7 separate regions of the Mus musculus genome follow, and all the other regions are linked to region 1. Evidence: chromatin loops called from intact Hi-C (ENCODE). Cell type or tissue: left cerebral cortex. All regions are shown on one strand. Region 1 holds the start of Lef1 (lymphoid enhancer binding factor 1). Region 2 holds the start of Pitx2 (paired-like homeodomain transcription factor 2). Region 3 overlaps Pitx2 (paired-like homeodomain transcription factor 2). Region 4 overlaps Lef1 (lymphoid enhancer binding factor 1). Region 5 has its middle 88 kb from the start of Gm36520. Region 6 overlaps Pitx2 (paired-like homeodomain transcription factor 2). Region 7 overlaps Lef1 (lymphoid enhancer binding factor 1).

Evidence for each region. A loop is a pair of places that touch in the nucleus more often than their neighbours do. Peaks named below come from ENCODE experiments on the same cell type or tissue, not always from the same donor. Only the 100,000 strongest peaks of a DNase experiment are listed, where the experiment ranks them.
Region 2: it touches region 1 in a loop (7-fold over the local background); 4 of 42 quality-filtered maps call a loop at or near these places.
Region 3: a loop joins it to region 1, with 7 times the contacts of the local background. A loop is called at or near these places in 8 of 42 quality-filtered maps.
Region 4: a loop joins it to region 1, with 2.3 times the contacts of the local background. A loop is called at or near these places in 4 of 42 quality-filtered maps.
Region 5: a loop joins it to region 1, with 1.8 times the contacts of the local background. A loop is called at or near these places in 2 of 42 quality-filtered maps.
Region 6: it touches region 1 in a loop (8-fold over the local background); 8 of 42 quality-filtered maps call a loop at or near these places.
Region 7: a loop joins it to region 1, with 2.0 times the contacts of the local background. A loop is called at or near these places in 5 of 42 quality-filtered maps.

The regions. Positions count from the first base shown.
Region 1 is chr3:131,108,437-131,112,436 of GRCm38, reverse strand. Lef1 (lymphoid enhancer binding factor 1) reads right to left here and starts at 2,140. Exons shown (of 12, transcript NM_010703.4): 1 at 759-2,140. The coding sequence starts at 965. In left cerebral cortex, a CTCF peak has its summit at 2,051; DNase peaks (open chromatin) are centred at 1,964, 2,996, 3,201, 3,318 and 7 more places; H3K4me3 peaks cover 2,189 bases; H3K27ac peaks cover 1,879 bases.
Region 2 is chr3:129,196,785-129,200,784 of GRCm38, reverse strand. It overlaps Pitx2 (paired-like homeodomain transcription factor 2), which reads right to left and starts at 907. Exons shown (of 5, transcript NM_011098.4): 1 at 623-907. It overlaps Gm40149 (a long non-coding RNA gene), which reads left to right and starts at 1,876. Exons shown (of 4, transcript XR_867634.2): 1 at 1,876-3,530. In left cerebral cortex, no CTCF peak of the experiment used is centred here; DNase peaks (open chromatin) are centred at 421 and 2,377.
Region 3 is chr3:129,202,536-129,206,535 of GRCm38, reverse strand. It overlaps Pitx2 (paired-like homeodomain transcription factor 2), which reads right to left. Exons shown (of 5, transcript NM_011098.4): 2 at 2,544-2,599; 3 at 1,959-2,096. The coding sequence starts at 2,589. Among named protein-coding and RNA genes, the nearest start is that of Pitx2, 4.7 kb to the right of the region's middle. In left cerebral cortex, a CTCF peak has its summit at 1,650; a DNase peak (open chromatin) is centred at 1,674.
Region 4 is chr3:131,213,188-131,217,187 of GRCm38, reverse strand. All of the region lies in intron 11 of Lef1 (lymphoid enhancer binding factor 1), which reads right to left. Among named protein-coding and RNA genes, the nearest start is that of Hadh, 57 kb to the left of the region's middle. In left cerebral cortex, a CTCF peak has its summit at 2,112 (motif pointing right); a DNase peak (open chromatin) is centred at 2,093.
Region 5 is chr3:130,938,101-130,942,100 of GRCm38, reverse strand. No RefSeq gene overlaps it. Among named protein-coding and RNA genes, the nearest start is that of Gm36520, 88 kb to the right of the region's middle. In left cerebral cortex, no CTCF peak of the experiment used is centred here; a DNase peak (open chromatin) is centred at 1,602.
Region 6 is chr3:129,213,429-129,217,428 of GRCm38, reverse strand. It overlaps Pitx2 (paired-like homeodomain transcription factor 2), which reads right to left. Exons shown (of 5, transcript NM_011098.4): 4 at 1,585-1,790. Among named protein-coding and RNA genes, the nearest start is that of Pitx2, 16 kb to the right of the region's middle. In left cerebral cortex, no CTCF peak of the experiment used is centred here; DNase peaks (open chromatin) are centred at 1,562, 2,054, 3,558, 3,600 and 2 more places; H3K4me3 peaks cover 618 bases.
Region 7 is chr3:131,198,241-131,202,240 of GRCm38, reverse strand. It overlaps Lef1 (lymphoid enhancer binding factor 1), which reads right to left. Exons shown (of 12, transcript NM_010703.4): 9 at 1,839-1,946. Among named protein-coding and RNA genes, the nearest start is that of Hadh, 72 kb to the left of the region's middle. In left cerebral cortex, a CTCF peak has its summit at 1,948; DNase peaks (open chromatin) are centred at 2,010, 3,029 and 3,393.

The sequences.
Region 1 (4,000 bases):
CCCGGAGATCTGATAAAGCGCGTCCCTCCTCCCTAGCCGCCGCCCGGCTTCCGCCGAGGGCTCGCCTTTCTTCTGCAGAGATCCAGGGCCTGATCCCAACCCAGCCTAACCCCAAATAAACGCTTTTCTTTCCACTTTAAACGCCGGGGTTGCGGGCGGAAGGACTGCGGTATCGGTGCCGTTGGCTGGCTCGGATCGGCTCGCCCACGGCTCCCGGCAGCAGCCTCTCCTGCTGTGGGGACCCGGCCCCGCAACGCCCCCGCAGTTAGGGCGCGCGCCCCGGCTCCACGGCGGTTGGGACGGCCCCTTCTGCGAGGCCCACGCCCGCCTCTCCTTCCTCCCGCCTGGGGCTTCGCTCCTTGGAGCCCTCGGTGGTTTAACGCACTTCTGTGCACTGTACCGAGAGAGCTAGCGGATGCACTTTGTTTTCCACCCCATGATAGACTTCACAGTTGTGTTTAGACATCCCTGTTTTAATGCACCGCGTCCCTCAGAGCCACCGAAACGTCGGAGGACGAAACCGGTCCGGTATAGGCCAGCGTTTCCTGCCCATTTGCCACCGTTTAGCCATAGAAACACTTGGGATAAATTTCCCTGCCCGCTGCTCACACACGTGCGCACCATGGACTAGGGGCCGTTATTCCCCACCCAGCCCGCGAGGGACCAGGGCTCAATGGCCACCGTGGTCGCGCACCCTGCTTGCTTCCCCTCCGCTTCCCCGGGACCCGCCACGCCTCTCCGGACAGCTGCCCACTCACCTCATGCCCGTTGCTGGCTGGGATGATTTCGGACTCGTTAACCAAAGATGACTTGATGTCGGCTAAGTCGCCCTCCTCTTCGGGATGACTGATCTCGGCGAAGATCTTCTCCTTCTGGGGATCGCCTTCGTCCTTGAAGGGGATCATCTCATCGGTGGCGCAGAGTTCCGGGTCCCCCCCGCCGCCTCCTCCGGAAAGTTGGGGCATCCCGGCGGCTGTGTAATCTCCGCTCCGCTGCGGGAGCACTCCGAGACAGCAAGAAGGGAGGGTCGATGTGAGGTGGGGGAGTTGGAAGACTGAGTGCGGGAGGACTGTGAATGGAAGCCGGGTGGGCAAGCGAGGGGCCCACGGCTGGAGCAGCTGCAGGAGCCTCTGCGATTGCCGCGCTTTCCCACTTAGAAGGACGCCGGCGCCCGGCCCTGGGGCGAAGGGCACCAGACTGCGAGGGCGGCAGCCGCCGGCGCCTCTGAGAGCGTCTACGCCGCTCCGCGTGCACTAGGCTAGGCTGCCAGGGCTGGGTGGCCACCCCACGCCGCACTCGTTGCTGGGGTCTGTGCTTCGAGGACACCGGTTCCGGAGGGGACACGACTTGCCAAAGTGCAAACGAGGGTCCCGTGGTGCGTCACCGTGCAAAACCTCTCCACGGATTCCTCGGATGCTGATTTCGGTGATTTGGGGTTTTGTTTTGTTTTGTTTTTGAGAAGAGGAGAGCTGGGCCAAGAGGCTCCCTTTGCCCCAGCGGAGGTACGAGAAGAATCAGAAAATACCGAAAAGTCCACTTCCTTCAGAGTAAACAATAAAGAGCCACCGGGCTGCAGACGTCCGCGTTAGAGCTTCTTTCCTTCCCTTTCGCTTCGGTTTTCCTTCTGGAGGAGCATTTAATCTGCTGGAGGGGGAGGGGCGGAGGAGGAGGGGAGAAAAAGAGAAGTTTGCCAAGAATAAAGTTTGTGATGATGAGCGCTGGGAATCGGCGGTGGCTGGCACGGCGGAGTCTTGGGGAGTCACAGCAGGAGCTTCGGGCCCAAATGTTCCAGCCCGCAGCTCGGGCCGATACACACACTTACACACACACACACACACACACACACACACACACACTCGAGCCCGATCCCTCTTTGTTCCCGGCTCGAGTTTCTGCCTGGCTCGCCTCTCTCCCCGCCTCCCCTCGGTCAAAGCAAAGAGCTGCCGGTGGCCCCTCGGCTCCTCCGGGCAGACCGGCCGGGGAACACCCGGAGCGTAGCCGCTTGCAAGGCTCCGGGAATGTCCGAATGCCAGGGCCCACGAAAGCGCAGCCCGGTCCCTCCGGTGCGCGCTGCCCCGCAGGTGAGCGGTTGCGCCTTCCCACCGCTTCTCCTCGCCGCGCCTAGCCGGCGCTGCAAAGCTATTCACTTGCGTCGCTTCTCCTCCCCCGCCCCTCCCCCGCCTCCTGCTCTCCTTGGCTGCCTGCTGGAGGGGTGGGGAGGAGGGAGTCTGTTAGGAGGAGGAGGAGATCCAGGTTCTCTCCCCCCCCCCCCAGCCCTAGTTCATTTCCTAGCACCCAAAGGACGAGTCATACTTGGGGGGGGGGGGCGCCGTGGGGGTGCGTATGTGTTTGCGCCCGCCTGTTCATGCCTGGGGGGGGGGGGACGACACCATACAACCTGAAGATAGACTGGGTGCTGTGTGTAACCCAACCCCAAAGAACAGTGTGGCCCACGTGAAAATTGACGAGAAACTACGGGAATGGCTTAACTTCATCATCTGAGCATCTCTTCTTCTCTTGCCGACCCCACCCCACCCCGCCCCCGGCGCCTCACTTCTAGTCCTTTGCCAGTCTTTCTTCAACCTCCTTCCCGCCGCCCACTCTAGCCCCCTCACTCAGGCAAGGGGAGGAAGATGAAAGAGAAAGCCGCTGGCGCTGTGGTCGACACCACATTGATAGATGCTCTGACAGAGGGAATAAGGCGAGAATTAGGGACTAGGGGAAGGAAAAGGAGAAAATGTAACACATTGCTCACCTAACCAGAGAGAAGAGATTCAGCAAAGGCAAACAGAAGAGTTGTGACTCTACTAACCGTGAATCACACACACTTCGGAGACAAGGGCACACCACCCTAGCGAAAATAAAATCTCCAGGCTTACCAGGGGGGAAGGATCAGTAAGAAGGGTGTGGATGAAGACTGAGCCTTAAATATCGCTTCTACGCTATCACATTCATTGTGCCTTTATCACCGAATGAACGTGGGTTTTTGGAGATTCTCGACTCAGCGTGTAGAGACCTCGTAGAAAAAGGAAAATACATCCCAAAAGGAGGGAGAAGAACAACCTAGGAGAGGCAGGCAGCACTGGGCAGTTGCTGACATCCTGGAGACTCCGCTGAAAGGGACCTTTAAAGGATGGATGTAAATACGAATCAAACCTCAAAAATTCTCCGGTTCCCACTGTCTCCTTGGTGCATTTTGGACAGGACTTTTAAGGGCGACGCTTTGTGAAAGTCACTGTGTAAGTGGGGCTTAAGTTTGGAAACACATTGTCTTTTAGCTCTCAACCCCTCCCCTCAAGTCAAATATTCAGGCAAAATCATTAGACCAGTGAGGCAGCCATCTGTAGAACCTGGGAGCAGTAAACAGGAAGAATTGTATCTCCATCTTACTTAAATGGAAAATAAGACTCCAACGAATCGTGTGTTGGTTTCATTACATAAGAACGCTTAGGACAAGAGCTCTCTTTTAAAGGTGAAAGTGTGGGCTATTGGGCATTGTAGACTTTAACAGTTCTTTAAGTCAGCATTTAAAACTTTGCTTACTGATAACTACCAGTTTGGGAGCTGGCTAGGAGGTGGATATATATATATATATATATATATATATATATATATATATATGTTTGAAATATATGTATAGTTTGGTTTGCTGCATAGGACGTGGTTGGTCATATGTAATCTGATAGATTTAGGTACAACAAGGGGCTGGTGAAAGAAGTCAGAATAACAAAAACTTTTCTTTAAAAATTAAATAATTGTCAAGACTATACCTTACAAAAGCCAAAAATGGCATTTTTCCTTCAGGGTACCAGGGAGAATAAAAGGAAGGTTGGGAATAAATCCATTTTTAGAGTGAATCTATGCAGCCTCCAGTGTGATAGGGTGAAGAGCAAAGGGACATAGTTTCAGACGTTTACAGCTCCTGCTAACATAAATTTAACAAAGTCAGAATTCCTCCTCTGAGTGAGCCAATTTGACTGAGCACAAGAACCCTTGGAAG
Region 2 (4,000 bases), 1.9 Mb after region 1:
TTTCGCTGGTTTGGAATCGCATGTTTTTACTTAGTTACCAGTTGCAAAATAGTGGCCTCTCCGCATCCGTTTAAAATGCATCTCCCTCAGTACAAGATTGGAGTTGACTGATGATCAATTTAAAGGATTTATAATCCGAAGTAATTGTGCGGGTTGGCATCTAGGCCTGGCTCTCAGGTAATTCGCTTGGGCCTGAGAGGTCACTAACCGCCGGTTAAGATGGAATCTCCTTTTTTTTCCAATGGGTAATGATGGGAAGGGGCTAATCTATTCCAGTAGCTGAAACTTTGTAGCTGGCCCTTTATCTTGACTGGGCTAATCCTCAGCTGGAGGATTTCTCCCTACCCTGTTGGCATCGAAATTTCAGGGAAGATGCCTCGTTTTAACTGCCAGCCATGCCTGGCTTCCAGTCGACTTCAACGCCGGGTAGGACTGTTCTAGTGTCTGCGATTGAGGGCGAACGGAACAGGGGCTCTGTAAGATCTGTTTGCCAACTGCGCTGAATCTGGAGAAACAAGCCCGGCGAGCCACAAATCATACACGGCGGAGGTTCTCCAGAGTGGAACAAATTTCCAGACTCGCATTATCTCACAGCTCTGTGGGAGAGAGGGCCTCCACTTACCGGCTACCGGAGAGAGAACGGCTGTCTCCCCGTCCCACCGCTTCCCAGGGTGACTGCCAGGCGGCCGAGGCTCGGGCTGCACAGCCAGCGCCGTGGAGCGGGTCTGGGTGGAACTGCGGGGATCTTGAGGGTGCCAAGTTCCGAGAGGGTCCACGCGGGGGGCTGCTAAAGCTAGCGGGCGCCGGCAGTTTCTGTCTGCTGCTCTCCGGCTTTCTCTCTCGGTCTCGCACTCTCTCTCCCCTCCCTCGCTCTCATCCCTCTCTCTTCCCTCCGCTCCGACTCCGTGTGCGGAGTGTCGTGACGTCAGCAGAGATTCCACCAAACTCCAGTGCACAGTGGCGCGCGGGCGGGCGGCCGAGCCTGCTGTACGCTGGGCGATCAAGGGGCGAGCACAGCCTTGGGCCACTGCGGGGGTGGGGGAGCGTGCAGGGGCGATCGAGGGGACAGGGGACCACTAGGGCTGAGAAGTGAGGCCCAGGGGCCCAGGAGACTGCGGTCCCGGACAGAACCCAGGAGGGAGGAGCGGAGGATCAGGGGCCGGAGGCAACTACCGACCGACAGGAGCTGACCAGTGGCAGGAGCTAGCACTCAAGCTGGGGAGCAGGATGGTGGGGATGGTAGGAAAGGGACAAGGATGGAATGGACGGAGAAAAAACGGTTGTGCGTCAAACCCCTTCTAAATCTGAGTGGGAGGGCCAGAGCCTGGGGAGACAGAAACCTATTCGCGCGGAGCAAAGTCTGGGTGGCTTACGAGGAAGGGACTAGCAAAGTGGCCCATGAAATGAAACAAAGGGCAGTGTGGCTTGGTTTGATCCGGGTGAGGCTTTCGAAGTGTGGATGTGAGTGTGCGCGCGCGTGACCTCCTTTCAGGCCCGCGGAGTAGAGGAAAGCTGGTTACTGTACTGATTGTCTACAGGGGCAGTGGGAGGGAATTGAGGGATCCACAGAGGGCAGCACTGAAGGTGGGTGGATGGATGGGGTGGCAAAGAGAAGATGATGACTGGGAGAAGTTAGAAAAATAGGGTGAGCTAGCGGCAGAAGGTGGGAGAGCCACAGCCGATAGGTGTGTGTGGGGGGGATGAAAGAAGGGAGGGAAGGAGAGAGAAAGAAAGAAAGAAAAAGGGGTAAGGAAGGGAGAGAGGGAGGGAGAGAGGGAGGGAGGGAGAGAGGGAGGGGGAGGAGGAGGAGGAGGAGGAGGAGGAGGAGGAGGAGGAGGAGGAGGAGGAGGAGGAGGAGGAGGAGGAGGGAGATATTACCAGACGATGACCGGAGGGAGGCCTGAACTACAGTAAGGCAAGGGCTAGGTCACGGTGGTGTCTGAGGTCAAGACGGGTGGATCAGAGTGGAAGAGCGCAGGTAGACAGGGCCACACACCGGCCAGTGTGTCGGCATGGGATCTCTTGCTCAAGTCTGGGACTCTCAGAGTCTAGAATTTCCTCTGCTGTACCTACACTCAACAAGTTCACCCCGGGTCGCGGATATCTCATTTTTTAAAATGACGAGGTTAAGGTTCCTGACTGAGAGTGGTATTAAATTGCACCGGGATGGGGGTGGGGAAGGAGAAGGAAGTTCCCCCCCATATGAGCGAATGTTCTTGAAAGTCCAGAGTATGTAAGGCTGAAAGGGGCCTTTCCTAGTCTACAAGTGGGTCCTACTTCTAATTTCATATTTTCTGATTTCCTAATGCGTCTGTACTTTGGAAACGAACAGGATATTTTGGCAGGGTCTTGCCTTTGCGTGGAAGGGCTATAAATATGATTCGCCTGGAAGACCAGGAGTGAAGGCTTCTGCCAGACATATGGGACAAAGTTCTTTCAATCTCAAGTGCATCCCTTCAAGATATGTTTTAGGAAAATATCAGAAAATAGCTGTACCTCATGGTTTGGCGTTTTTCTCACCAATATTAAACCTTGCCTGGGAACAAAACCCAACCAGACCCGCCATTAAACTGCATTTCTCCTTGGTCCCTAATTCTCCTTGGTCCCTAATAGAAAATAAAGTCCCCTCTAAAATTCATACAGCTTTTCTTCCTAAATCAGCACACCAGTTCATGCAATTTGAGGAAGATAATGCTGACTCCTCTGAAGGATGCCCACGGGATGTATACACAAGAAAAGTTAACCCAGGGCTACCGCACACACGCCGAGTTTCCTTTGAATCTGGAGGCTGTTTGGAGTATGTTCTGTGTTTTCTTGAATGACTCCGTGGTTTCAATTCATTGGTGTTAGCAGGAAAAACAGGCAAACAAACTTGCTCAATTTGTTTTGAGTGCCAAATCCCTTCACTTTGAAATAGCTAACAGTCGACTCATTTTATGGAAAGAGTTAGCCTCTTCAGTCTCCAGGAAAACCGACGAGAGATCTGCATTTTAAGCCATCTCTAACCTTGTAAGATCCATGAAAACTCAAACTTTTTCTCCTAACTCAATGGGAAACCAAAGTAATGCCATTTAAAGGAAGAGATTCAGGAGGAAAACAGTCACGTGCTGTTTTTATTTTTATTTCCTCTTCCCCCCACCCCCTTTGAGCCTTTTGGGGGAAAAAAATCAAGCATCTCAACAAGTCCTCTCACTGAACTCTGGTCTCACCTCACCGGAATACTTCCTGAACAAGAACATTGTCATCTCTGCCCATCCATTATTATTTTGCTGGGTCGTCACCCTCTAAAATAATGGGCTATTGCCCCATCTCTCTCTTATTTTTCCCTTTGCATTTTAGAGACATTAAGAGGGGCTCCTAAAAGATCAGTCTGGCCAGGAGCTGGTGGCGTGGCTGGAGAGTCTCACAGAAATGTGGGAAGAAGCTGGAAATCAAGACCGGCTTGAGAGCAGAGGAAAAGAGAAAGGAGCAGAGTAGAGAGCCGCGCACATCTGCCCAGACAACTCTTTCCCCACTTTCAGGATTCAGAGGTTTGCAGCCAGGGCTGGGGGAAGGGGCTCCGGGAAGGGAAGCGGACGCCCACTCTCCACTCTCTGTCGTCGGGAGTCTCCCCCACCCGGCTGGGTTAACCCCCAGAATGGGCGGCTGTAGTCTCTCGGTGCTGAGCTGGGTCTTCAGCAGCGCCCAGCACCAGTGCAGCAGAAGTGAGCAGCTGGTGGGAATGCAAATGGCTCCTGGAGAAATAGAAGATCCAGAATGATTCTCATTCCCTCCTCGAGTGTGGGGAAGGAGCTGGACATACGTTTCACGCTCCTAATCCTTCTTTTACATTTTTAGTCATACTCCCATTAAACAACTAATTAATGCTCAGAATCACCAGGGAATACATTAGGCATGCATCAGGGAGGCAGGGTGCTGGGGGGTGGGTAGGGGTGGGTAACAAACCACTGAGCTGATTTAAGACGTGGATTTCAGGTCTTTTTTTTTTTTTTTTTTTTTT
Region 3 (4,000 bases), 1.9 Mb after region 1:
ATTATTATTATTATTATTGTTATCATCATCGTCATCATCATCATCATCGTCATCATCATCATTTTGATTTATCAGTACACACACACACACACACACACACACACACACACACACACCACAAACCAGCTAAAACCCAAGGTTTTCAGTATCTTGTCCCACTACATGCCTTTTTAAAATGAATGCTATTAAACACATTTGGACAGCTTTTTAAAACTTAAGTCCAAAAGATAGAAAAACAGACATTTTTGGCAATATAGGGGGAGAACCTTTCATACACTCTTTAAAATAATCCGTCCTTCAAGTAAACGCCACAATTCTTCATATTCATATTCATATTCATATTCGCTCTCTCTCTCTCCCCACCATTTTCTTTTTCCTTTCTTTCTCCTATTATTAAAAGCGAATGCCAGGACACTTGACAGCGGGGACTAAACTCTGTAGGCTCTCAGACACATCCTGCCTACCTACAAGGACATCATCCCACTGCAGACTCCTTGACGGGGTCTGCGTCTATTAGCCCCAAAGCAGGCCACCTAGCCTCAGAAACAATTCTTTGGGTCAACGAAATCAGGGTTAGAGGTGGGGTCGAGTTCTAGGGTCACAAGCCACAGGATGTAACTTGCCCTCCGCTGGGCGGCGGCTGCCCCCCCACCCCCACCCCTGGGCCTAGGCCGGGCTTGCACAAAGCCTTCTCCCTGGGATTCATCGCTACTCTTGATTTTTAACCATATCCCAAACATTCTCCGGTCTAATAATTTATTTTTACGACCGATTATCAAACAGAAGAAGAATTTAACACAATCTTAATGACAGAAATCAACCGACATTATCTCTGCATTGCCCCCATTTAACCCCTTGGGGTTAATCCCGGACAAGTGAGCATTTAACTGACCCAGCAGGAGGACTCAGGATGGGAAAGCTGCAGGTTGCTTTAAGCGTTTTTGATTCAACAAATGCTGCTTTCTGCTCAGATACCCGCAGAAAGTCTTTTTTTCCTTAGTAATACTTTTTATTTACTTGACTGCAGTTCCAAATTACCCCCTCTGGCAATATTATATTTGTGTAGGGGTTGGGGTCGAGGGCTGTGGGGAGTTTTATCTCCTCACACAATCAAAGGTCAACAACCTCCTAAGGTCCGGCACTTACTTATTTTGAAGCTGGGAAAACCCGGAGACTAGAAAAAAATATGTAAATTAGAATTCTACACCTATTCCAAATGAAGGCCCCTCCATCTCTTATACACACACATACATTATCTAAGGATGAGTTTGTATTTCTCCAGGGCCTTTGCTGTGCGTGAGAGACATTTTCACCTTTTGCACAAGCCTATGGACTGGTCTAGGGTGAAATCAAACAACGAAGAAACTACATTATTCAAGCCCAAGGCCTAACAGCTAACACAGCAGCAGGGGCTCTTCAACAGGAGCACCCAATCGCTGCGGCCCTCATGTGCTGTGCATCGTTCTGTCTCCTGCTCTTTAGGGCTGTGGTCCAAACCCAGACCCTTCAAAGCGAGCCTTCAGCACGACTTTCCAGCGTTCGCCTGGCGCGATAAACTGCACCCAGCCGCCTGGGCGAGGCTTGGCTGTGAGCTTCAGGGACCGGGTGGGCCCTGATGGTGCAACGTGCAGTGGGACCAGGAGAGCGACAGAGGTCGCTGTTGGACCACTTTGCACACCAGAAGCAGCGGCCGTAGTAGGCTGGGGCGTGCGCAGGGGATCAGACCACAGGGAGAGAGAAAAGGGAGAGGTGTTGGGTCTCAGGAGTGCAGTATAATTTGTGGAAAGGAATTAAAGTCCCTGGGACGGCTGCTTCGCGCTCTACCCAGAGGCCAATAGTCTAAGTTCTGCAGCAGGGGACACCGGCTTTGGCAGCTTCGCCCGCCCGTGCTTCACCGGCAGCCCGGAGTCCCGGAGGCAGGAGCCCGGCGCGCGGCCTGCGCTTCCCTCCCCCCTTACCATTGGCGCCGGGGTGCTGCCGCGGGAACAGCTTGCTGCTGGCCGACTCTTTCCGGCTCTTGGGAGAGTCCGTGAACTCGACCTTTTTGATTTCGGAGTCTTTGGAGAAGAGACATTCAACGGCTGCCGGCTGCACGCCTGGGCCGTTAGTGCGCCCGCCCCACGTGCGGTGGCAGCGGATGCCAAAGGGCGGAGGGAAGGAGCCCCGGACCAGGGTTAGGGGGCGAGGCGGGACGGAGGGGGAAGAGGGACAGAGAGCAAAGAGCCCGTTAGAGGAAGGACAGACCACACTCCCAGCCCTCCGGCCCCTTGGCAACCCAGTGAGGGCAGTGATCTGTCCCTGGGCCACCCGACGGGAAGCTTAGAGGAGTGTCAGAGCAGTCCTTGCTAGTTCGCCTGAGCCCAAACCTCCCCGAAAGGGCAAGGCCACGGCTGTACTAGTTTGATTTCCTTTTCGCCTAACCCCCCCCTGGAGAAAGTTCCAGTTGCTGGGGGCCTCGCTGTCGAGCCGGAGCCTTCTCCTCTCTCTCAAGACGCAGCCTGACTCCCTTCTAGGGACCCGGGCAGGAGAAGTGAGCTTCTTACCTAATTGCACGCAGGCCGACACTAGTTTGCGACAATTGGTCTCCATTCCCGGTTATCTGCAAAACAGAAGAGAAGTGGGACTTTGAGAAGTGGCAGCTGTAGGGAGTTGGAGGCTCAAAGGCAGCTAGCTACTTGCGCGGAGGTCAGGATCGACTCTAGGTGTGAAGTGTGCTGCTAGGTGCTGGGGGATTCAGGCACGCCTCTCGGGCCGGAGAGCCCCACGGAGTCCAGCAACGTCTTCCGGGCTCTAAATCCAGGACTCCCACCGAGATGTTTACCTGGAGGAATTAAGTCCCCAGTTGAAGGGGAAAGGGCCCAGAGGTTAGGAGGCCAGTGAACCCACAAGCTTCTGGAGAAGCTGCGGGGACTACGTTCAAGGGCGCCTAGGCCGAGGAGCCACCTTAAGCTGATACACGATTTGGGGGTGGAGAGAATGGACTTCTCTTTGGAAAGATCGCCATTCAATACGGTGTCAGTCAATTTGAGCTCAGCAAACATTTGCAGAAGGCCAGAAACAGCATGCCGGGTCGCACAAAGCAACTTTCCCTCCGCTTTTCTGTTATTCTGAAAGGGAGGGAACTCTCGGCCAAGGGTGCTCCAGGAGCGAGCTGAGTTAGGGCCGCTCATCCACCAGGAGCCGCGTTTCCATATTTAGCCATACTTTTCCCTGGAGATACTCATCCAGCCATTTATTTACCCTAAAGTATGATTTAAGATCGTAGAGCCGAGTTACACGACGGGCTGGAGCGAGACAGGAGACCCGGGCAAGCGTTTCTGGAGGGGCCGCCAAGCCCAAACAGCACCGAGGAGGCTGCTCCTCCAGTTTCGGCCTTTGCCGTCCCAGGCAAGCTAGATCCTTTTCAAATTTCCAACCGCAACTCAGACAGCCAAGCTTTTGACGCGGCCCCTTTTCTTTGCCACAGGCAAACCGGGAGAGGTGGGTGGCGGAGGGCTAGATGGAATGGTTGCTTTCAAGACAAGAAAGGGAAGAAGGGATTCTCAGGCCCCCTGAATCTTGGCTCCTGACTCTTGCTAACAGGGTATGCCTGCGATCGGAGGATCCTTTTCTCTTAGAGACCAGGGCTGGAGGTGAGAGCGGGCATTGCCAGGCCAGTGGGCCGAGTTTTGGCCTCAGGAGCATTTTCACGCGCTCCTCAGTCTCTTCTGGAGCAATCCAAGCTCCAGGGGACTCTGGCCAAGGTCGTGCTGCCTGGAGGAGGGGCCGCCTGGTGTGGTGGCCTGGGGATCCAAGACTGGGGAGCCACAAGCAGGTCCCCCCTCCCCCAGCTAATGAGACCCGGGTAGGGATTCTGCCGATCCTTGTGGACCCGTGGGCCCAGAAGTAGCAGTTTGGCGGCTCCAGATTTAGCGATTCTGCAGTAAAATCACAGGATTAGTGTCTGATTGAGATGTCTGTTCGGGAGATATTACAAAATTCATTATCACAGCTTTCTACT
Region 4 (4,000 bases), 100 kb before region 1:
CATCTTCCACTGCCCAGCCCACCGTCCTGGGAAGTGAGGGAAGGAGCTGGAAGTTCTGCTTAGTAGCTTGCTCCTCCTGACTTGTTCAGTCTGTTTCCAGGACCAACTGCCCAGGGTGGCCCCACCCACAATGGGCTGGGACCTCCCCCATCAATATCCAATTAGAAAAATGTTCCTCAGGTATGCCTCCAGGCAATCTTAAGGAAGCATTTTCTCAGTGGTGAGTCCCTTTTCTCAGATACCTCTAGCCTGTGCCAAGCTGACAAAAAAGAAAACTAACCAGGCTTCCTAGAGTGCACACAGTCCTAGGTAAGGTTTAGCCATAGTACCACACAGAAACTCTATCCATGTTTTGACAGTTAAGGGGATAGGACTTGAAGTGTCAGAAGGTGGCACTTCCATAGCTCCAGGTACCCCAGTGAGAAAAGGACTCTATTAAAATGTGTCTAAAGCAATTCCTTATTCGATATTATTTTAGTGCGTAGGTGAAATTGCAACTCAATCCATAAGTATTGGGGCTAGATATCACTTAATCACAAGGGAGGTTCAGTGAGTTCCCTGTGCATCTTCATGCCCAGTTAAATATATTAAATATTTAATTCTAGTATGTGGTGCTTTGTCCGCATGTCTGTGTGTGTGCCTGGTACCGCAGAGGCAGGAAGGGGCTCTGGATGCTCAGGGACTGGAGTTGCAGATGGCTGTGAACTTTCAGGTTGGTTCTGGGAATTGATCTCGGTCCCTGAGCCTCTGGAAGAGCAGCCATCTCCACTGGCTCCTTGGCTAGGTTCTAGTTGCAGCAGCTGACCAGTGGATCTGGCTGCTAGCTGAGTTCTTCTTTCCTGTTCTCTGGCCCAGCAGTAAGATCGCCCTCGGTTCCACTGGATGGTTACATAAGTCAAATGCAAGCTGTTTTGGTACAGTTGTCCCTTGGTATCCACAAAGGGTCCTTTGCAGTCAGACATGCAATGGCGCATATCTGCATATAACTTATGCATGCTCTTCCTGTGCTTTAAACCATCTCAGGCCCACTTCCAATGCAGAACTGGATTCAAGTGTCATGCAAAGGTTGTTTCTCTGGAATGTTTAGGGGACAGCATGACAGGAAGACACGATTGTCACACGGTCAGCCCCACTGGGCACAGGTGAGAAGGAAGATGATGCTCAAGGTTGGAGAGGCCCACTGCAGGACAGTCCCACCTGTTATCACTCTCCAAGTGAGTGCAGCGCTAAAGGTGCCAGAAACCCAAGTTTTGCTTTTTAGAACTTTCTGAAATTTGCCCTGAGAGTCATTAATCCACAGGTATTCCCTCCTACCTCCCTGCTCTGGATGCCTAGAGATCTGACCATGCCTTTCAATTATGCAAAAAGCATCCTGTCACACAAATGACTATGGTGGTTCAAACGAGCAAAGTCTTCCATAGTCTGAGCATCGAAACTCTCAGTCCCCACTTAGTGGGGCTGTTTGGGGAGGCTTAGGAGGTGTGGTATTCTTGGAGGAAGTATGTCACTGGGGGGGGGGGGGCTTCCAGAGTTCTAGATCACTTGGCCCTCAGCTTCCTGCCTCTGCCCTCTTGCTTGCCACTTTCTGCCACATATCCCTGCCATGGTGGAACCACCATCAACCCAAATAAACTCTTCTATAAGTTGCCATGGTTACAACGTTTTATTATAGCAACAGAAAGCAGCTGAGACGCTGACCAGGGGTGTTCTAGACATGGGGGCCGGCTTTGAAAACCTATCGTTCACACAGCAGCCACTATAGCCACACTGACCGTCTCTATGTCAAAACTGTGTGGCCAAGCCTGTCCCAGGGCTGGACTTCCTGAGGGACATGACAGTCAAGAGTGCTGCATCACGGATCCTCTAAGAGGTTTCCACTCATCTGTGACAGCCATTTGCAAAAGAGGAAAGTCATAGGTAGGCCATTCCTTCAGAATGGACAAGCCAGAGACGGGAGCTGTGGAAGAGAGCCCTTTCCAGGCACCAAGATCTCCGGCTTCAAGCAAAGTCTGCTGGGAATTTCAGGCAAGACAGATGCAGCTAGCAGCCCCTTGCCTAGGATCTAAACACTGCACTATGAAGGGAGGCAGGAGGCAGCCTCCGCTAGGGGGCGCCGCTGAGCACAGAGCGACTGTGTGCCTGGGAGATGCTAACTCCAGCTGGGTGGGTACTGCACAGTGACCATGACACCTGACCTCTCCAGACACTTGTTTCCCAGAGTCTTTAACTTCCGCTTCGTACCTTCTGCTTGTAACAATTCCTTGTCAGGTGCTTCCTGTGTGTGTGTGTGTCACAGATGAAAAAGGAGACATCGGGTTGCATATTTTCACTTTCTAGGTCCAGGCAAGAGTCTTCTCTGCTTTGAGACTCTAAACACGTGTTAGGATTTCTCAAGCTGCCTTGAATTTCCCTCTAATGTCACCATATCACAAAAAAAGAAAAAGAAAAAGAAAAACAGAAGTCTGTCTTTGTTTTCTAACTAAACCCCCATCCAGAGGACACCCAGAGACTTGGACACCTAGTGAGGTTGGCCTCATGTGCGCTTGTGCGTAGGATTAGGAGCAAAGATTAGGAAAAAGGCTCAAAGATGCCAGAGTGAGCCTCAAACTATATGGGAAGTAAATGCTTTTGAAAAGACTACTGAGAACGCCTGAGCACTCACTTCCCACCTTGCAGAGGACAGCTGAAGCTGGGGCTGAACGCAGGCTCCCCCCAAACCCTCTGGGCTCTGCCTTCTGGCTCCGTAGCTGGGAGGGTTCTGTGGGAGGAATCACAGGACCCAGGAGCCCTGAGCCTTTAAATGCCATCATCAAACAGAAGCCAGAAACATGGTTTTTTTTTTTTCCCCCAACATAAATCCAAAGCACTGCGCAATTAACTCCTGTAGCCTGTACAGTACTTGCAATTACTTCTCCCACACAGCTCCTGGCCCCAGGGCAGTGAAGGCTGAAGGTTCTACTTAGTGATAAACACACTCCTTCATTTAGTTAGCAAGTCTCTGAGATAAAGACTAAGTCAGAGCCAAATGGGGGTGGGGTGGGTGTGAGGGGGCTGCGTGCGCATCTGCATCTATCTTCAGGTGAACTTCTGTGCCTTTAGCCAGAGGAGTTTTCCGCTGCTAAAAGTATCTTGCTTCTACTTTTAAATTAGTTTGGGGATACTATATAATCAGAGAGACACTACATCCAAACCGTGTGTCTGGAAAATTTTGGCTCTGGGGTTTGTTATACTACACCAAACACTAATAAACTTGTTCACAGGGTTGGTTTTTAATGAATGAACTCGAGTGATCAATTTTCCCGATGTTTCACAAATTCTGATCCTATGCTCACTTTCTCACCCATCTTGACTGAACCAGGAAGAGAGAAAAGTCAGGTCTTTCATAATAATGTCTGACTACCGACAAGCGGTTGAGGTGTTGTAGGTTCCAAATCAAACCCACATCAAAGCCCTAGAAACTCCCAGGAAAATGAAGGGAGCTCCCTGCCCTTCCCCAGCCCAAGAGGCAGCACTAGGACACTGCCAGGAACCTGCTCAGATTTACCGATTTATTTGACAGACTCTTCATTTTTATCTAACATGCTAACTCACAGCACTAGTCATATTCGTTTATAGTTAGCCATCTTGAGCCTACAGCTTCTCATACTGGAAACCCCTCTGGGAAGGGGTTTCCAGTATGAGGTCTCGCTCACCAAGTAGCCCCCTCCCCAGGCACAGTCCTTACCCTGCGGGAGTCACCCTTACAGGTGGCTTGCAGGATACATCACAAGTGCCTGTGACAGACACTGGCCTTCTCGCAGACAGAAAGGAGTGGTACAGTCCCCTTCCCGAGGCCCTGGGCTCTCTCAGCTTCCTGATAAAGGACGGTGAGTCCAAAACAGGACAGGATCTGCATTTGGCTTGCACAGAAGAACCCTCAGGAATTGCTTTCACTGACCCTGTTTCCAGTCTGGACAACAGCTGATCAACAGCTGTTTCAGAGTGAATTTGCATATGGAAT
Region 5 (4,000 bases), 170 kb after region 1:
TGCCCCAGAAGCTTGCTTGAAATTGTGGAGAGAGGATGCACGGGAAAGTACTTTGCCATTGAAAAGCCCTCTTCAGATGGCCTGTGTTCTTAGAGAACCTACTGGTTTGCTTGATTCCATAGGAACTGTCTGGGCTGTTGAAGGTGACTGCTTAAGTGATTATATGTTGTATGTGTGTGCACATATGGTGTGTGTGTGTGTGTGTGTGTGTGTGCGTGCTCGCATGCACGTGCGTGTGCGTGCACACGTTTGCATGCACACATGCATGTGTGCTCAAATCAACCATGATGCCCAAGAAGTGGGCATACTTCTTATGTTAGGCTAAACAGTCGCCACAAGCGAATATGCTAAGGTGTAAGAAGCAGGAGCTCTCTGTGGAGCCCAAGGTGCGTGCTTGTGAGCAGTAAGTGGCTTTACCCCGAGTCTGTCTAGCTGTGTGCCCAGAAACAAACGGTTAGAGGTTTGCACTAAGTATCTACAGTCTTTGCCATCATAGTAGCATGGTACCTGCTTTTGTCCAATGGGTGTGAGGATGTATTTTATGAACTCTATAAGCATGTCCCCAAAACCAAAAATCCACATAAGCAAATCACATTGAGAAATATGTGAGGAATAATGCCAACTCCTCTTCTACATAAAGAGAGTACAAAAGCCCTTGAGAATTCCCCTGGAGAGAATGAAGTTGCCTGCCCCCAGCTTGTGGTTTACAATGGCTCTAAACGAGGCTGGCTAAGGAAATGGCCTCTAGGAATGAGAGATTGCCAGGAAGGCAACAGACACGATCTTGGCTTTCAGTTTTATGGAACCATTCTTCTCACTTGGCTATGTGTTCTCTCAGCATCTACCTCTCTGTGTTCATTGCCTTTCCTTCCCATGAGCTCTGGCCACTGAAGTCTCTACGGAAAGGAAAAACAAGAGACAAATCCCATGACATTCCTCATTCATCATAAAGATACCAGATGACAATGGTTTCTGGGAATATCAACAATCGAGAATTAGAACTTACAGCTCTGCCCAAGAAAAAGGAAATGGTGAGAGTTTTTATTTTATCTTTTTAAACTATCTGCTTTAATTTTCAAGTCTGCTGGATAAACCTCCTACTTTTAGAATACTTAACACCTGGCACCCCGAGTGGAAAAGAAGACAAAAGCTACAACTTGTAGGAAGAAGGAAGGGGGAACTCACAGAGAGGCCAACCTGACATCCATACGTGTGAGCTCGTTTGTTTTGGTGACATAATATCATGTTGGTTGCTGGCAAACACAGTTCTGGGGTACCCGCAGTAACAACAATGCTGGTTACCAGACATGCAGAAGTTATAAATGACAACAGAGACTATCATATGCCTTTCTCATGACAAAAATGTTTTTTAGAACATGCCTTGAAGGCTCTGGTTTCAGCTCTGTATGTCAAGGAGTGATTGGGTCAAGCAGGTGACCCTGTGCTTTCTTAGGTTGAGGCACCTTCAGCAGCTGCCCGAGGTTCTGGCTCAGTGTAAGGCAATCTCTGGCCTGGGTGTTGAAACAGAAGTTTGGGGAAGCCCCAGAGGAGGAGAAAGGACCAGGCTTGTCCTGAACTGCAGCCAACATTCAGTTGTTGCTGGCACTGGCCTCCCCTGGCTGGTTGTGCTTGAAGACCATTTGGCTCTGTGGGCTGAGATGGATTCAACTCCGCAATATAATTGCTGACCCCTGGCTGAGCACGGAGATGAAAAGATGTCCAGAGCATCTGTCTCCAGATACTACACCCAAGAAGCCGAGGAGAGCTGTTGCTAGTGGTGGCTTTAAGCATTGCCACTGGGCTTTCCCCAGATTCAAGAAAGATGCAGTTCTTTCTGGATGTGCATAACCGGAAAGCTAAACATCTCTGTTTGAAAAGTTGAGAATCAAAGGTTCTGGCCTTGACCGAAGGCCCCTCTGATTGACATCCTGGACTTATTGATTATGTTGATATAGTGGCTCTGTTAGGAGGATGTCTAAACCCACCAACCTGTGTATTTTGCTTTTGTGTGTTCAGTTGACACCAGCCAGGGATCCACCCTCTCCACTTTTTGAAGGATCTGTAGGATGACTGGCCCCCTCCTTAGCCCTTTTCCTCCTACAGATGTGACCAATGGTTCAGCTTTCCCCCTTTGCACATAATGTGGGAGACTGAACTCAGACCCTCTTCCTTGTGGAACAAGCACTTTATTGACTGAACATCTCCCAGTCTTTAGTATTTTATTTATTTATTTATTTTCATTTCATATGCATTGGTGTTTTGCCTACATGTATGTCTCTCTATCTGTGTAGGAGTATCAGATCCTCTGGAACTGGAGTTACAGACAGCTGTGTGCTGCCATGTGGGTGCAGGGAATGGAACTCTGGTCCTCTGGAAGAGCAGCCAGTGCTCTTAATTGCTAAACCATTTCTTCAGCCCCAGCCTTTAGTATTCATAACTGTCAGTGAATATCATAGAAATTAAGCTCTCCCAAAGCCAGGCAGTGCACTCCTTAGTCCCAGCACTCAGGAAGCAGAGCCAGGTAGATCTCTGTGAGTTTGAGGTCAACTTGGTCTATATAGTGAGCTCCAAGCCAGCCAGAGCTGTAAGAAACTCTGTCTTGAAACAACAACAGAGGAAGAAGAAGAAGAAGAAGAAGAAGAAGAAGAAGAAGAAGAAGAAGAAGAAGAAGAAGAAGAAGAAGAAGAAGAAGAAGAAGAAGAAGAAGAAGAAGAAGAAGAGGAGGAAGAGGAGGAAGAGGAGGAGGGGGAGGAGGAGGAGGAGGAGGAGAGAGGGAGGAAGAGGAGGAGGAGGAGGAGAGAGGGAGGAAGAGGAGGAGGAGGAAAGGAAGGAAGGAAGGAAGGAAGGAAGGAAGAAAGAAAGAAAGAAAGAAAGAAAGAAAGAAAGAAAGAAAGAAAGAAAGAAAGAAAGAAAGAAAGAATTGAAGCTTTCCCTGTAGTGTTTCTGATCATGAACACGGAGTGATTTGGGGGTTCACTGGTCGGCCATTCGAGCCTAATGGTTGAGCTCTAGCTCAGTGAGAAACCCTGTCTTTAAAAATAAGGTGATGAGCAATGAAGAAAGACAGACACTCAAGGCATGTGCACCCGCACACCTACACATACAATGAAAACAATGCAGCATTTGAAAACCAAATTTTAGAGTTGTTTCTGCTTCTAAAACTTTTTAAAGATTTATTTCATCTTATGTATGTTTTTGTTTTGCCCACATATGTGTGTGTGTGCCATACACATGCCTGGTGCCAGTGAGACCATGTGGAAGCTGGGGATGGAGCCTGGATCCTTGGCAGCTGGGGGTGGAGCCTGGATCCTCTGCCCTCTCGGTAAGATAAGTGTTCTGAACTGGCGAGCCAGCTCTGCAACCACAGACTTTCTAACACTTCATGTCCCATGAGGAGAAACCATGTTGGGGGAGGTTCAGGCCTGCTTCTTTTTCTCCTGCTGTTGACCTTTTTGGTCATTTTGATATTTTTACCTTAGGTCAACTGGTATGGGGATGGATTTGGGGGCATTCTGGGTAGAGATGTTTTGCCACATAGAAACAAAGCAGGTGAAAATAGAGGTAAGGGGGAAAGATTGTGAGCTGATGGTTCAAGAAAAATGTTTATATTTCTGGCTTCATCAATTCTTCAAGGATCAGACTTGTCACCAAGCTTGTCTTGTTTGCCAGGAGCACAGTGAAGCCATTTTCCAGCACAGGCAGACACACAGCAGGATGGCCGCCTATGGCTACCTCTGCTGTCAAAACCACTCCGTCTCTTCTTCTCTCTTCTCTTCTCTTCTCTTCTCTTCTCTCCCTCCCCTCCCCTCCCCTCCCCTCCCTCCCCTCCCCTCCCCTCCCCTCCCTCCCTCCCCTCCCCTCCCTCCCTCCTCTCCCCTCCCCTCCCCTCCCCCCTCCCCCCTTCCCTCCTCCCCTCCTCCCCTGAATAATATCCACTTCTATTATTTGGTGTATTTCCTAGCAGATTTTTGTTCTGTAATTTTGTATCAAAATATATGAA
Region 6 (4,000 bases), 1.9 Mb after region 1:
CAACAGCCCAGGGCTGACAACGGTGATGTTTCACATTACACATCTCCGTCGCGCCCAGCCATCTAATCCGCTTTTTTCCCCTCTTTTCCCATTCATTCTTGATTTCCTATTCCGCCCCCCTTCCTCTTTACACCTGATTGCTATAAGAAGCAAGCCTCACGCACTTGGCTAAAAAGTAAGCGTTTGGAAGTAGGCCTTTGGAGCGCGCACCCGCTGCAGAGGAACAGGGCCGAGGAAAAGCGGGTGGGGTGGGAGGGCTCTCCCCAGGGATTTCAGTGAAAGACAAATTGTGTCTTTATTTTAATTACTTGTCATTTCTACTCCAGGCCTTCTAAACTTTGCCCAGGCGAGAAGAGTACGTGCAAGTCCCATCGTTCCCTGATGCTAAAGAAAGCTAATGAAAGACTGACCTTGCTCAAAACCACGCGGCCCCTGCACGAGCGCTGGCTCCGGGCAGTTAAACTAAAACCACTCTCCGCGGCTTCCCGGCTCCTTTATCAACCCGCATTTCCTAGCCAGCCTCAGAGCTACACTGACTGCGTCTTCCTTCTCTTTGCGTTGGGAATTCTCTTCAGTTTTAATTTTCGTCGTTGCCTGACAATTTCTTTATTTTTCTTTTTATTTTTCCTCCCCCACCTTTTCTTTCTTTCTTCTACACAGAACGTGTTTTCTAAAACAGGCGGTTCTGGAGTCTGCTGAGTCCCTCTTTCAGAATCTTAATAATCTTGAACATTCCAACCGACCGGCGTTAAACCAGGATACTGCTACTGGGTAATGTGTTTAAGCTCATTTTTTTTTCTTTTTTCTTTTTGGCCAGTCCATAAAGGGGCAGATTTGCTACAAAGTAAAGGTAAGCTGTCTTTATAAATCTATGACTATAATTAAGCAAGGGGTGTGAGCACAGCCTTCACTGAGCTGAACTTTCTTGAGAAGATAAATAAACCAAATTGAAACGTCTTTCTTCTCCTTTTTTTCGAAAAGCGCTAACAGAATAGTCGTTACTTCCAGATTTACAAAACTAGGTAATAGACTGTGAGAGAAATCTGAATGGCTGAAAAACCCGCCCCGGTAAAGACCAGCGAGCAACTCTTGCTAGTCAAGGGAGAAAAGGCTGGGCCGGGCTAGGCGCGAAGGTTCTCCAGTGAAGCCAAGCCTTGCGTGTTTCTGGAGGGTTTTCTTGTTCTAGGAGCACAGGTTGGAGCCTGTTCACAGCTCCTGGCGGGGAGGGATTTTATTGGCGCTTGTCTGGCGACGGTAAGCCGGGAACACAATGCCCTTTGCTGAGGAATGCCCGCGCAGCTTAGCTTGGGAGGGCGCCGGATGGGCCGGCAGAGAGCCGCTGAGGTTGTAGGCGCCTGCGCCAGGCGGCAGCTCTGCCTGGGAACCGGGAGCAGTAACCTCGGGCACACTCGCTCCCTGGAGGCCTTCGGCCCTTTCTTCTTCTAAAGCGACTTCCCACCCACGTCCTTAAGGGGTGACCCTGCCTTCCACCCACCACTCCTACCGCCACCCATGATCTGCAGGCTCTGATTCTTGGCAAGGCCTCGGCCCCCTCGTTTTCCCAGATTGGGTGCTGGCTCCTACCCGGACTCGGGCTTCCGTAAGGTTGGTCCACACGGCGATTTCTTCGCGAGTGGACATGTCTGGGTAGCGGTTTCTCTGGAAAGTGGCTTCCAGCTCCTGCAGCTGCTGGCTAGTGAAATGAGTCCTCTGCCGGCGTTGCCGCTTCTTCTTGGACGGGTCCTCGGCGCCCACATCCTCATTCTTTCCTTGCTGGCCCTTATCTTTCTCTGAAAAAGCAAAGCAGAAAGAAACACATAGTTTCGGGTCAGACTCCCATCTACAACCTCTCTACCGGACCGGGTGGCAGAGGCGGCAAAGAGCCCGGCTGCTGGCCGGGGAAAGGTCTGTGCTCGGCACCTCCGTTCCTTAGGGAGCGCTGTGTCTGGGGGTGAGCGGTGAAAGTGTGGGTGTGTGCGCCCCATTTCTTCCCCTCCCCCAGCGCCGCACGTTTTATTTACACGTTTATCTCACTGAGGCGGTACATTCATTTTTTTATAGCCTTTGCTCAAAAGTATACACCGTTGAGAAGAAACACATCCTTTTAAGACACGAACATGCGCGTGTTTTACAGACACCCCCACCCCACCCCAAACCTCAGATTTCCATGAGGCTTTGGAGGACTAGGAAAGTAGATGTTAGGATAGAGTTAGGAACGCAAGTCCTCCAGCTCCTCGCGGGGTGGGGAGATTTGCTTCGTTGCCAGGGGCCTTTCTAAGTAATTTTAGAAATACTTTTTAAAGGCGTGAGGCTCCCCGGGTGGTAAAAGCTAACAAGAGGAGGGGGGCAGAGTTGGGGCGGCCTCTGAACGCCCTTGAATAGAAATGCCGAGGCATCCGTGACCCAAGAAACTGAAGGAAGACCAAGGTAGACTCGGCGGCGTGGGAGGGAACCAAGTCGGCAGGGGACTGAATGGAAGGGACGGGGTCACCAGAATCCAGAATCCCGGAAGTTCTCCCTTGAGTTAACAGAACGACCACTCCGACCACGCCTTCCCTAGGAGGGGGCGACTTCCTCGAGGGTCGAGCGGGCCGGGAGGCGCCAGGGGGCTGCGCTCAAGTGTCCGAGGGGCAGCGCGGCGCCTTACCTGCGACTTCAGGGCTGGAAGTATCGGAGATTGTATGCACCTCCAGTCTATGTTTGGAGGAGTCCAAGGAGCGGGGCTGGCCAGGAGCTAGGACCGAAGCCATGGCTAACGCCTGGGGATGGTGACAGAAGGGTGAGGAGGCGGCCGACAGCTTAGTCCCGGCTGCTCGGTGCTCCAAGGGCAGCGGGCCTTTCATGCAGTTCATGGACGAGGGAGTGCGGAGCCCTATGAGTCCAGGGCTACCGCCAGTGGAGCCCCGGTGGCCGCCGGTTCTCGGTAGCGCTCTAGGCGCCAAGTGTCCCCGTGTTAGCCGAGACTTGAAAGAGCCAGGGAACGCAAACTGCCGAATCCTCCAGCCCTGTCTCCTCTAGCTTCAGACTCCAGCCAAAAAGAGTTCGGCAGCCGAAAGGCAGGGGGGCCAACGCAGACGTGGGGACGTGGGCAGGAGGGAACCGCTGCGAGCCTCTTTAGGGAGCCGACTTCCACGATCCAAAGCGAAACAAGAATGGGCAAAGACCCTTTTCTTGCCTCCCTCCCTCCCCTTGATACCCCTCCAATAAGGACAGCTACGAGAGCGCTTTGCCCGCCCCCCGCGCTGCAGCCCTGACAGCGAAGTGTCAAGAGTGACAGGGACAGGTAGCTGATATTAGATTCCCCGAGGCGGCTGCAGCCGCCACGGCCACGGCCACAGCCACGGCGCGGGCCTCCGAGCACACCCTCCGCGGCTCGCACGCACACCCCCTCGGGCAGTCGAGCTGGAGCCAGACCCTGCCGCAGCTCAGTTCCAGACACCCCAGCGAGAGACCGGCAAGATCTGCGGCTCCGCGCTTCCCTGTTGGCCTAACATCTTAAAACCAGAGGCGGGCTTCCTGGTGGCAAGACGTCACTCTGCGGCGGCCCTCCCCAGCTCTCCCCGCCTCCGCCTCCTCCCAGACCCTTCTTCGGGTCGGAGTGACGTGGCTCCACACCAATCACGAGGCCCCGAGCCGCGGCAGAGGGATGGTTCTGTCTGCACCTATCAGCAGTGCGAGGCCCAACTAATTCCTTGCTGTGCCCACCCGGTCTACACAGGCGCGCTCCTGGGAATTCTGCTCCTGCCCAGCCAAAGGCTATTCGGCTTTTGGTTAGGACTATAAGGTGGGGGAGAGGAGACTTGGAATCAGAGGGTTAGGGTAAAGAAGCAAGAAAGTCTAAGACTGAGAGGTATAGGTTTAGCCAGCAAGCACCCCCTCTCTTCCTTTTGTGTCTCACTACATCCATTTCTAGACCAGCCCCCCCCCCCCCCAACTTCCACACCCCAGGTCAGGACAGAAAGGCGATGTGCTACCTAAAGCTAAAGTTAAAAACATCAGC
Region 7 (4,000 bases), 90 kb before region 1:
ATGCTGGACAGTAAAGTGGCATTTCCAGGGGAGTATACTCTAGTGTAGAGTATATATTGTATAGAGGAGGAAACAATGTTTAACCCATTCTCAGAAAGATGCCTATGTGTCCAAATGCTGTAATGGCTGTTATGGGCCATGTGACCTCAGACACAAATTGTCATTGTCTCTGTAGGAACTGAAGCTCCTACAGCAAAGGCCATCAATAAACTGTGCACTGGTTCATGGTTTCACATGTGCTGTTGAAGGGACAATTGCTCTAAATCAAGATGGGCCTGAGTGATATTCCTGCGTCTAGTCTCCTATGAGACCAATGTCTCCCCTTCACACTTCCACATTGAAATCATAACACCTCCAGCCACCACCACCCCCCCGAGTGTACTGGAATAAGGTGGAACCTTTGGGAGGTGGGACCCTATGAATAAGGCTTGTCCTTGGTTGGGTAAGCACAGCCTGGTGGGAACACAGCCAACCTGTTGGGTGCCCTTGGTTTCAGATAGCTCAACCTCTAGAAGAGCGAGCAGTAAGTTTTTGCTGTCATAAGGCACCTGTTGTAGCTGTCTCAGAATGATTTTCAAATTATTCTATTAAGAATCTAAACGATCAAAATTGTCACTTTATATAAAAATGACAGAGTTTTAGATATGCCATTCTTGTTTTTGTTTTCCCCCCACCCCGAGACAGGGTTTCTCTGTGTAGTCTTGGCTGTCCTGGAACTCACTTTGTAGACCAGGCTGGCCTCGAACTCAGAAATCCTCCTGCCTCTGCCTCCCGAGTTCTGGGATTAAAGGCATGCGCCACCACGCCCGGTTTTAGATATGCCATTCTTAATATAGAGTTAAAGACAATGCCAGATATTCAAGCTCTCCAGTAAGAGAGCGGGCAACATAAGCAAGAGAGTTCTTGACGATAAGACTAGTATATCCTAGAACATGACAATCCCTACTCTGTTTTCAGTCGAAGAAGAACATAGAATGTGAGATTAAAAAACAAAAACAAAACAAAACAAAACAAAAAAACCCCAAGTAGTCCTAAAACTGTTTCAAAACAGTCACCAAGACATGGGGCAAGATTTCTAAAGCATTTGTCACTTGGAAACAAACCTGACAACATGTACCAAGAACTTTAAATTGCTTTATTTTCTTAACATCCTGGTACTATAAATCTATCCTGCAGAAATGATGGTACCAGCGAAAACCCTTTATTCTGCACAGAAATATTCAATGCAGGGTGGATTATGTGTTTCTGAAGGGGAGGAAAAAAAAACCCAAAAATCTAAAATCAGGAGAAACCGAGAAACTGAGACAGACATTCACTTAGTAGAATAGGGTCCTAAATATCACTTCAGAGGAAAAAAAAATACATTTTCAGAGAATAGGAAACAGGTGATAAAGACATGTATATACAAGCACACACATGCACTTATATTTTACCTATATATGAAACTAAAGACACACAGAAAACAAAGAGGTGGCAAGATTAGTGGTGATTATTTAATAATTAATCTTGCTTTTACATTGTAAATTATAGGTTTTTTTAAAAGATCTTTTTCCTAGTATTTTAATATTTATGTTTTGAACTTTAAAAGAGTTTCGTTTTACAGAGAAAACTCACAGCCACAAAGTAAAAAAAAAAAAAAAGCTTAAAGTTTTCAGAATGCAATGTACTCATGACATCTTTATTACACAGTTCGTTAATTCCCCAAAACAAGAGACAGTACAGACACGTGCATCCTCCAAAGATCCCCTCTGAGACGGACGGGGAGCAGGGAGGGGGTGGGGTGAGGACAGGGAGCAAGGGGGTGGGGAGGTAAAGCCAGGGATAAAGAGGACTCTTACATAATTGTCTCGCGCTGACCAGCCTGGATAAAGCTGCATGTGTAGCTGTCTCTCTTTCCGTGCTAGTTCATAGTATTTGGCCTGCTCTTCCCGGGAGAGGGCGTGCCACTGAAACGGAAAAGGAAACGGGGAGAGAGAACAGGTAAGCGAGGCGGCAGCAAGGCACCTCACGCTTCACACTCCAAGAATGGATGGGTTTACTGGAAGCAGTTAAAGGATGGCTGCCGGCTAACGGGGAGCGCCCTGGTGCTGCAGACACCAGGCAGTCTGGAGGCTGGGGTGAAACTTACATTTTGGTTTCTCTGCCTCGTGGTCCTGTATCACGTGCAACGCATCAAAGCAGTCAGAGTACAAAGACCTGTCACCCACCCTTCCTTTTTGCCAGTATAAACAGGAAAAAAAACCCAAAGTCTTCTCACAGGTGACCCCTGATATCCAGTGTTCTACTTTGGTTGCCTGGAGTTTTACACGGATAACTGAGGCCAAACAACACTTATTTATGCAAAATGTGTTCATTTCCAGATTCCTTTTAGGACAATCATGCCTCCTTCTCACCCAGACTCTCTCCAGACCCTGTCACGTGAACTCTGGAACCCGAATCTTGTAACCCAAACAGGTATGACATCAGAAGCCAGCCCATCTCCTCACACTTAGACACACGTCCACACGTACAGAATACTGATAACACTCTGACTGTGGTGAGCTTCCGGCCAGTAGGGAACAAGAAGCAACATCTTAATTTGTTTGTCAAGAAACTGGGGTTTCTGATAGAGGACACATAGCTGCGGGACATTCTTCGAGTCCCTTCTCTCGCCTTTTTTTTTTTTTTAAGATTTATTTATTTATTATATGTAAGTACATTGTAGCTGTCTTCAGACACTCCAGAAGAGGGAGTCAGATCTCGTTATGGATGGTTGTGAGCCACCATGTGGTTGCTGGGATTTGAACTCTGGACCTTCGGAAGAGCTGTCGGGTGCTCTTACCCACTGAGCCATCTCACCAGCCCTTCTCTCCCCTTTTTAATGTAACCACCAAGTAACAAAATTGTTATTCTGGGGGCAAGGCATCCATTTGGGAATTTGAGGACTTTATATCTTATGTTGGTTTTTTTTTTTTTTTTAATTTTGCAAATATATGTAAAACATTTGCCTGGGTCTCCAGCAGATGGTTTCCTAGTATTTTCCCCAAATCTCCATGGAGATGTGGGCGCTGCCTAACTGGGAGGTGACCACACTCACTAAGATGATGTAGCTGCAGGAGTAAGAAGAATCCTTCCCCCCAAAACGTCTCTCAGGTAGCTGGGAGCCTCTGCCTTCTGCTGTCTGTACCAAGCTGTCCCACTCACTGATTCCAATTCCCAATTCCAGTGCCTCCCCTCGCCCACCCCACTCCACCACCACCACCACCCCCTATCACCAATGACGTAAAAAAGGAAAAGGAAAGAAAAAGAGGGGTGTGGGTGCTTGAGGAGAGGGCGGAAGGGGAAAGCTGCTGAGAGAACAAGCTCCCGCCAGTGTGGCTTTGGACGTGAGGATCTGGCTCAGCATCTTTTCTGCAGGAAACAGGGATGCCCGTTGCTCTGGCAAATCTGACAGGAGAAGCAGGGAGCCACCTCACAGGACTCCTGGCATCTTCCTGCCAAGCCAGCAGAGCCCACTGGCCAGGCAGCCACGCCCACATGTTTTGAAATCCCCTTAAACCCAGCCTCTGGGCTGGATCAGGAGCCATGTTTGTTTGGAATTGTATTAGAAGTGCACAGGGTAAAGTCAACGCTCAGGACACACGGGTGCCTTGATGTGAGCAGAAAGGCAAGGCAGGTGATACACTTTAAAAAATGGTTTTATGGGGCTGGTGAGATGGCTCAGTGGTTAAAAGCACCCGACTGCTCTTCTGAAGGTCCAGAGTTCGAATCCCAGCAACCACATGGTGGCTCACAACCATCCATAACGAAATCTGACTCCCTCTTCTGGAGTGTCTGATGATATCTACAGTGTACTTACATATAATAAATAAATACATCTTTAAAAAATGGTTTTATTATATTTATTTATTTATTTAATGTGTGTGTGTGTGTGTGTGTGTGTGTGTGTGTGTGTGTGTAGGCACATATACCACAGCACACATATGGCAGTTTAAAGACAATTTATGTGAACTGTTTTCTT